Linked DNA regions of Homo sapiens: region 2 is linked to region 1. The links are chromatin contacts, found by Hi-C or POLR2A ChIA-PET in ENCODE. All regions are on one chromosome and are shown on one strand. Each heading gives the region's core, a stretch centred on a gene start or an enhancer-like site at or near the end of the contact. The rest is flanking DNA. Distances are from core to core; before and after follow the strand shown. Region 1 overlaps SORCS1 (sortilin related VPS10 domain containing receptor 1). Region 2 has its middle 190 kb from the start of LINC02661.

Region 1 (4,566 bases), core at 553-3,052:
ATCTCTAGGACTGAGCCCAGGACACAGGTAGTGTAAAAGCTACCCAGGTGATTTTAATCTGGAAAATACAGAGAATCGATGAACTTTGGCCCATTATTTTTCTGGGGTTTGCTTGACTGAGCTGCTCATTAGTGTTGCTGATACCTTATTTCTGGGCTTCCTAGTTTCAGTGAACATGTTCTCCCATCTTGCCATTTGTCATGGCTAAAATATTCTGCATTTACAAGGATGCAAATTCATCATCTACATGTAATCTCTTTTGCATTTAGACCTGAACACGATCGTGCTGTCCAGGTAAATCATAAACTTAGATCCCTTTGTGGTGTGAAAGAAATACAAATTAGGATGGGGAAAATTAATGTTGACAGAGATCACTGATATGCTTTAAATTGCAGAGGCCCGGGTCTCAGATTGGTTTCAGAATCACAGCTATTGATAATCATTCTATAACATTATAAAGTGAGGAGGCAGTGCCTGGAAAGTGGTTTGAATTGGAGTCTAATCCCCAGTTAAGCATTTAGCTTGCAACTGTGTTGGCACAAACCAGCTAAAATTTACCATTGCTGCGAGGGGAGTGCTCACCTTGAAGGTGCTTCTGATTCTACAGAAGGCAGAGCAGACAAGCTCATTTTGCATGTTTGTCAAGGGTGTCCTTAGAGCAAAACTTGGTCTGGATTTCTTGGAATTATGGTGCTTTGTTTCTCTTGGATAGTTAACATTTTCATTTTCCTGAGTCTTGCTAAGGTGTCATTTTGTCCAAGAAGCAAGCATAAGTTGAGCTGGAGACAGGCATACACACATGTGGTGGGAACTGGGGAGAAAGATCACTATCACTCTAAGGCAGCAAGGTATACCTTTTCTTTGTCACCAGTGACAAAGTTAAATAACAACTTAAGATTCCAGTAATAACACAGGTGACAGTAGTGCTGTGAGTTGCTTCAGGAAAGGGGGATTTGATGCCAAATGCATGGTATCAGGGGAGCAATCAGCAGCCAAATGTGAAGTTATTTTTACTCAAGACAATGCTTTCTACTTTGTTTTTTTAAAAATTTCAGGATATACTCAAATATATCAAAAAAATCATGTAATTCTCAAAAATAATAATATATTTGTAGACTATATTAATACTATAGTATGCTTCTACCAGTGTGTATGGAAGGGGATAAAAATTCACATAACATCAGTGCTTTGTAAATGGGGGATCAAATTGACTAATGATCTGCTTGACACCTTTCCCCATGAGAACATCCCCAGGGTATAACTGTCAACGTCCCCAAACCCTGTGCTTTCCTAAGCTTCCTGGAAGCATTCAAGTCTGTGAATATTACTGCTGTTATGGAAAAATTGGCTTTTGTTTTTCCCCATGAGATATTTTTCCTGTCTTACTAGCATGTATGACCAGCATTTGCAGTGCATTTATCTCCTATTACCCTTTTGTTTTTCTTTTTGCTCTTACCTTTGATTCCAGAAATGTTTTTAAAATAATGGATGATAGTTAATACACAGCATGGCAGGCAGGAAAAATGAACAGCAGTGAGTTCATTTTGATAGACTATGCTGTCTGCAGATAATTTACCAGGGCAGAGTGCTGACATACACAACCCTAAAAAAAGGACTTATCCCTGTTCTTAAACCAAAATCATTCTTGAAAGTTTCCATTATTCATAAGGCAACATCTCTGAAAACTGCAGGGGGCTTTCCCACGATGATGCCTCTGAGCTAGTGGCTCTCTGGTTCAGGAGTTACAAACGAGCAAACATCTGTATTTGTGCACTTGGGGAGATTGCCAGCTTTCAGAGGACTTTACACTGAAGGCCAGCATGGTGAAACAGTTTCCTGTCCTTATTACCAAGTATTTTCCCCACCCGCTTCCATGCTCTTCTCAGTGAGTTCTGACTTCTGAGATTCTGCTCTTGCAGTTGTTTTTGTAGCTCCATTGTGTTGACTTTATTTCATCACTTTTCTGTCCTACTGCTACTGTAAACCCCTTGATGGTAGGACCACGTTTCTTTGTATGTACTGGTTTACTGGAGTGTACATTAAGTAGGCTTATCAACATTGAATTAGTTAATTAACAGCCAAAAAAGTATTTCTGGAGCTCGCTACATAGGATTTAAGTACAAATGCCTCTCAAGTATTTTTGGTCCCTGAGAGTCTTCTAGGAGAAGAAGGGTAGGGCAAGGATTTTTATGAGTCTTCTTAAAATTAGGAAGGAAATTAGACAACCAGTGTATATTTTTCCAGGATTCAACTCCACAGCATGTGGTTTTTCCAGAATCACACGGCTATAATTTGTGGTAATTGGTGGGGATTATAAAACCACAGTTATCAGCATTAATACATTTCATAGCCAGTTCCACCACAGTTGTATCTTAGGAAATTCTGATTGCAAAACTCCCCTGAGATCTGCTGAAATTACCTTTTCTTTGAAGGGCAGATTCCCCATGTCTTGATTGAGAAGGCTTTGAGCAGATGTGGTTTCAGAAGGAGTTAGTGGGGAAGCATTAGAACACTAGGTTCCCTGGACTTTTGAAGAAGTTTCACCTAGAAGCCTTATCTGACTAACCATATTATTAAAAAAAGAAAAAGTTCTGACTCCTAAGAACCATCATATCTTTCCAAATTCTGAAGAAAAAAACCAAAACAAAGCAAGATGAAACAGAATGCACCTGATTCAAGCATGCGATGTTATAAAGCCCTCCTGTGTTGGTGTTGTGCCTGTGAGCTGGCTATTTTCTTGAATGTGAAGATAATAATTTATAATGAGATGCTCAGATACATAAATACACACATGAACATACAATGCCAGCTTCCGTGTATCCCAGTAGCAAAATGAAGCAAGGAGAGCTGAGGGTTCTGCAAATAATTTGTATTCAATATACAGCAGCCCTGCCACTTATTTTGCAGGGTAGCTGATGACTGTTTACCCTAAGCATAAGCATAATGAGTCTGTTAGGAGTGACCTTTCCTGGTGATTTTGTAACCAATCTGTCTTAACCTTTTAATTCATTTTTGTTTTTTTGTTTTTTTTTTTTAGAGACAGAGTCTCGCTCTGTCGCCCAGGCTGGGGTGCAGTGGCACGATCTCGGCTCACTGCAAGCTCCGCTTCCCGGGTTCACGCCATTCTTCTGCCTCAGCCTCCCAAGTAGCTGGGACTGCAGGCGCTCAGCACCACACCCGGCTAATTTTTGTACTTTTTTTAGTAGAGACGGTTGGTATTTTTTTAGTAGGGATGATTTAATATGTCTCATCACCGTGTTAGCCAGGATGGTCTCAATCTCCTGACCTTGTGATCCACCCTCCTCGGCCTCCCAAACTGCTGGGATTACAGGCATGCGCCACTGCGCCCGGCCATCATTAATTTTCTTAAGCAAAAGAGGTCCTCCCATCCATTCTCTGTTAGCAAGCATTCATTTTATGCCATATTCGAAATATTAGTTTAGGATTTTTAATGACCATACTCCATTTATTTTCATCTTTCTTGCTGGGATCTCAGCAACCAAGTGCTCTGATTAATACGTGTGTGTGTGTGTGTGTGTGTGTGCACGTGCACATGCCTGTGCCCTCACAATTGTGTGTGGTCATTTGTTTGTTATAGGAACCTTGCTGACTACTCCAAAATTCAGCCAGGAACAGCAGCTTAAGTTGACGAAGTTTGATTTCCCATAAACTCAGGCTACTAAAACAATGGAGGGAAAATGAACCAGAAAGCCTGCAATGTAGGCGTTTTTTGGTTGATCTGCTTTTCCAGAAGCTGATTAGCACTCTAATCTCTCTCAGTGTGGTTTCATTGTTAGAGACGGAAAAAGAAAAGAGACAGGGCTTTTCTTTTTATAAAAGGCCATGTTAGTAGGGAGGGAAAGTAAACATAAGCCACATCTCTGTAGATCTCAGTTTTCCCTAATGGGCCAATTCACATCTCTTTTTAATTCTGATACCCCAGGTCTTTTCCCTTCTTTCTTTCTTTCCTTTTGTGACTTGAATTTTTCTATTAACTGCCACAGGGATCCCACATAAAATGTATAGTGGAAAGAAGATAGAAAAAGGATGAGTAATGCACAATTTCTAAGGGTTTTAGAAATCATTTGTTCTGGGGAAAAATTCATTCTCTTCTGATCTAAAAGTATAATCCCCTTCTAAGTCTCTCCTCTAAGGCTAAGCCACCCTTGAACATGAAGCAGTTCTTAACTACTGAAGCATATTCATGGAGATAAAGTGACACAGAAGGAGCCATTGCTTTCATACCTATGAGAGCCTGTGCATTTCTTATGGATGATTTAATATGTCTCATCATCAGCATGCTTTAATTGCATGTAACTGCAATTTTAAAAAGATTTGTTCTATTTTTCCTATAAAATTATATATATAATTTTAATTTTATAATTCAGTGAATATATATATATAGGTATATATATTTTCACTAAAAAATGGAAAAATACAGAAAGTTTATTTGCTAAAAGGCAAAAAATAGATAAAAAATAGGTATTGGGGGTAGGTGGTCAGAAGCTGTTAATTCCTTTTCCCCTTTTGAGACACCTTTTAGCCTTTCTTTTTCCTACTCCTCTT
Region 2 (4,566 bases), core at 1,312-3,811, 2.0 Mb before region 1:
TCCTTATATGGCCCATTTGCCAGTAGTAGCTTACCCAGCCCTGGATAACAAAAGAGAGAGAGGACAGTGCAACATCTAGTGCCGTGGGAACCTGGTCCCTTCTGAATCATCCAAAAAGAGCATGGTGGTGCCCCCCAGAGATAGCTAGACAAGCTGTAGGCAGTTGGAAGTCTGTCACTTTCTTCTTTCTATCATTTGTTCCTCATTAACAGGAATTTATTGAACATCTATTTTGTATGAGAAGCAATTGAACTAAACACCATGATACTTTGATGCCAGAAATCTTTATATGTATCTTTTCATTTTTTATTGTTTTGTTTTGTCTACCTGGTGGAGGATACGGTGTGTGTCTGGAGGCACCATGTTTTAAGAATGTACTTGTTGATATGGTGAAGTCAGTGTGGCCACATGAAAAAAGGAGAGTGAGGCTTGAAAGAAAGAAGTTTATTATGCTCACAGGTCCAAGAGAGGCAGTCACTGTGTGCCCTAACCAGGATGGTCAGGAGGCAGATGACAGGAGGCAGAGGAGAAGTTAGGCAAGAGCTTTTATTGGGGTTTCTTTGAGAAAGGCAGGGTGGGGCAAGGTAACCAGTTTAGGACTGGCTAGTTTGAATAATTTTAGGGAACTCTAAGGCATAGAGGTATTCCCTGGGACAATTTAGGTGACATCATAGGGCAGGGGAAATATTGGCTTGGTGTGTGAGACTTAGATATAGAGGTAGCTAGGGGTATAAATTCAGTATTGGTTTGTACATGAAAGGTACACTGATAGGCAAGTTTTTATTTATTATCTGTAGGGATATCTGGGGATTTGGTAGCTCTGAGAGGGGCAGTCTTCCCCAAGACAGAAAGGCTTTTAAAGATGTCAAAACAAAATAAAAAGTTGACAATTTTAAAAATATATATTTGCAATACAAACTGTGAGATTTAGAGGAAGTTTGTGCTGCCCTTCCCAAGCAGGACATCAGTGTTCAAAGGCAACTCCCTGATCCTGGAAAGTGTTCAAGGGAATGGACCACTGAGAGTTTGGCAGCAAAAATAGCAGACAGAACCTTGACATTGTTTGCTAAAAGGAATTTATAACATCAGAACTGGAAAAGACTTGGGAGGGCTTCCAGCTCAAACCATATATATATTTTGGAGATAGACTTTTGCTCTTGTCACCCAGGCTGGAGTGCAATGGTGCAATCTTGGCTCACTGCAACCTCCACCTCCTGGGTTCAAGCAATTCTCCTGCCTCAGCGTCCTGAGTAGCCGGGATTATAGGCACACACCGTCAAGCCGTGCTAATTTTTGTGTTATTAATAGAGACAGGGTTTTGCCATGTTGGCCAGGCTGATCTCCAACTCCTGACCTCAGGTGATCCACCCGCCACGGCCTCCCAAAGTGCTGGGATTACAGGTGTGAGCCGCGGCGCCTGGCCTCAAGCCGTATTTTGAAGATGCAAAAATAGGCTCAAAAAGTAAAGGTGGCCTGCCTAAGTCAGGAGTCAGCATGGGAATTAGAACTTGGGTCTCTTGATCTCTAGTATAGTGATCTCTCCTTAGTGCTAGACTTCACAGGAAACATTATAACACAGATACTTGCTGAACACTTATATTGTGCTGGGCAAGATCTATAACTAGATCTTGTCTCTTCCTTTCAAGAACTCTGTGATGTACTACTGTTATTTCTATCTTACCGATGAGGCTCTGAGAGAAAGGAGTTTACTAGAGTTCACATAGTTAATAAATAAACAACTAAGAGTGCACTTTGGGTCTCTGGATATAGGGGTGAAATTCTGTGAATTTTCTCTTTTAATTGTCACAAGAAACAATCTCCAGAGTTGGTGCCATTATCTTCTATGTTTTAGGGATGAGAAAACTGAGACAGAGATTCATTCAGTACATAAGTGTTATAGCTAGTAAATAACCATATCAAGTTTTGAAGCCAACATGGCTGACCCCAGAGTCTCCCAGAATAATGAGTTTAAGAATGGCATAGTTGGCTGTGGGCTGGCAGGCTGGTTTGTTGTTTGTGTGAACCTGGTGCTCTGTCTTCTTTCGGTCTAGGCAGAGAATCCTCCCTAGGGACTGGGGGAGTCTTTGAAAGGAAGAAATAAATTTTCTCACAATCCACCAACATTACACATTGAAGGCAGGACCAGAATGTTCTGGGCATTGGTCAAGAACAAGAGCCAGGGAAGTAACATTCTCCTCTTAATCAAAGTTTCTTATCTAGAGAGGATAGACAAGGCCCTGGCGGACCTTTCTTTCCCCTCTCAAATTGAAGCTAATGCTGCTCATTCTCTGCTAGACCTTAGGAGATACCTAGAGGGTGTTTATTCTGACATTGAGAACACCAGTGAGAAGAGCTGTGGCTGATGGGCGTGAAGTAAGAGCAGGAAGTAAGTATTTTAAGCCACCCGGGTTTGAGAGTTGTTTGTTATTGCAGCATAACCTAGCCTGTCAATCTGTTTTTCTTGACAACTACAGATACTTCTGTGAGGAGTGAGAGAGGGAGAGAGAGAGAGAGAGAGAGAGAGAGAGAGAGAGTAAGCGAGAGCGAGAGTGAGAGAGGGTGGCAGGGGAAGCAGAGGAGGAAGTGAGAGAAGAAGAGGTAGAACTTATGTTTTTGGTCTTTCGTTTTTAACTGAAAGAGGAATAGCCAATTTTAAATGGGTATTGAAAGGTATAAGCGAAGCTTTGAAGGCATCATCTCATTTAATTCTTACAAAAAAGCCCCAATTTATCATGTCTTATTTGTACTCTCATTTTTACAAAAAAAGAAACTGCGACATGGCATGGTTAGATTCCTAAACCAAGATGTCACTGTAAGTGCTTAAGCAAGAACTCAGACCTCAGCCTGAGAGTAAGGTTTGAATTTTAAATACTCAAGTATGTTATTTTCTATGGTTAAAAGTTATTTAGATGATGACAAATCACCAGTGTATTGACTGCTAAGTTATTGCCTTTAAAGATTCTAATTGAGCCAGAATAGATACATTAGTTCTATGTGTCCAGTTCTACTCTAGACAAGGGGGAGGCTAAGGAGATAAACAATTACCAAGGCATTTGCAAAGAGGGTATGGTCCTTTAGAGATAAGATGTGCATCAATAACTCCACAGTGAGGTAAATTGTAAATTCCATAAGAGAAAAAATACAAAAGCCTGTGAAAATTCAGAACAGTGAGTGATTTCTTCTAGAGTGTATGAAATCCAGACAACAGGTATGGGAATTGATAATAAGCATGTGGGATAATAGCGGAAGAAACATAAAGTTAGGTCTGGCTGAATTTATTGATATGGGCCCACTAAGCATAGATTTTGTATTTAATGTTGTAGCTTGGGGAGTTAAAAAAGATTCTGACAGTTTATTTGCTTGGCTAGGTGAAACATGGATCAAAAGATGGCCCACTGTGAGTGAGCCAGAATGCCTGATCTCCTGTGGTTTAATGTAGAGGAAGGGATTCAAAGGCTTAGGGAGATTGGAATTCTAGAATGGATTTGTCACTTTAGACGTACTCACCCCAGCTGAGAGGGTCCAGAAGACATAGACTTCTCCAATACCTTGCAAAGTAGATTTGTGAGGAGAGAGCCTGCAACCATGAAGAGCTTTGTGATTGGTCTTCTCTGTATGCCTAATCTTACAGTGGAAACTGCAGTTACTCAATTGGAAAACTTAAATGCAATGGGAATAATTGGATCCTGGGGTGGCAGGAGCCAAGTGGTGACACTCAACGGTCAAAGGCAAGGTGGGCTTAGTTACCATAATGGCCAGCAGAGGCAAAGCAGTAAAATCAGAATAGTCTGACATGTGTAGAGCTCTGGCATTGGCCAATTAATCATGGTGTTCCTCGAAGTGAAGTAGGTAAGAATCCTACTACATTCTTACTTAATGTGTACAAGCAGAAAACTTCCTGGTAAAGTAGACAAAAGACTACTTTGAATTATAAAAACAGAGAATCATGGCCCCTCAATCAATTTTCAGACTTGAGCCAGTTTACGGACCCAGAACCCCTTGAATGAAGGGGAGGCTGCATCCCCTTGAGGAAGGACCCCACTGTACTACCAATAATTTATACTATTAATCTTTCTTTCATCCTTCCTTCAAGGAGACCTCTGGCCTTTTACCAGGGTAACAGCTCACTGGGGAAAGGGGAATGATTAACCTTTCAGGGACTATTGGACACTGGTTCTAAGTTGACATTGATCCCAGGAGACCCAAAATGTCATTGTGGCCCCCTAGTTACAAGTAAGGGCTTAAGGAGGTCAGGTAATTAATGAAGTTTTAGCTCAGGTCGAACTTACAGTGGTCCAGTGGTTCCCCAGGCTCATTTTGTGGTCATTTCCCCAGGGCCAGAATGCATAATTGGAATAGACATATTTTAGAAGCTGGCAGAATCCCCATATTGGCTCCCTGACCGGTAGAGTGAGAGCTATTATAGTGGGAAAAGCCAAATGGAAGCCATTAGAGCTGGCTTACCTAGAAAAATAGCCAATAAAAACCAACATCATGTTCCTAAAGGGATTGCAGAGATTAGTGCCACCATTAAGGACTTGAAAAACTCAGGGGTGATAATTCCTA

The links. A loop is a pair of places that touch in the nucleus more often than their neighbours do. ChIA-PET counts read pairs that join two places held with the same protein, here RNA polymerase II (POLR2A). Pooled maps may share reads with other maps.
Region 2: a loop to region 1 is called in a map with no recorded cell type, with 8 times the contacts of the local background. The contact joins two enhancer-like sites. A Hi-C loop is called at or near these places in 2 of 37 single-sample maps with no recorded cell type and 2 of 50 pooled maps. POLR2A ChIA-PET finds 5 or more read pairs at or near these places in 1 of 52 experiments (GM12878).

What each region holds. Positions count from the first base shown.
Region 1 is chr10:106,928,752-106,933,317 of GRCh38, reverse strand. All of the region lies in intron 2 of SORCS1 (sortilin related VPS10 domain containing receptor 1), which reads left to right. Among named protein-coding and RNA genes, the nearest start is that of SORCS1, 230 kb to the left of the region's middle. Within about 2 kb of position 1,802, at least 3 of the 41 ENCODE cell types and tissues checked have a DNase peak (open chromatin) inside an H3K27ac peak, as active enhancers do.
Region 2 is chr10:108,892,571-108,897,136 of GRCh38, reverse strand. No RefSeq gene overlaps it. Among named protein-coding and RNA genes, the nearest start is that of LINC02661, 190 kb to the right of the region's middle. Within about 2 kb of position 2,561, at least 2 of the 41 ENCODE cell types and tissues checked have a DNase peak (open chromatin) inside an H3K27ac peak, as active enhancers do.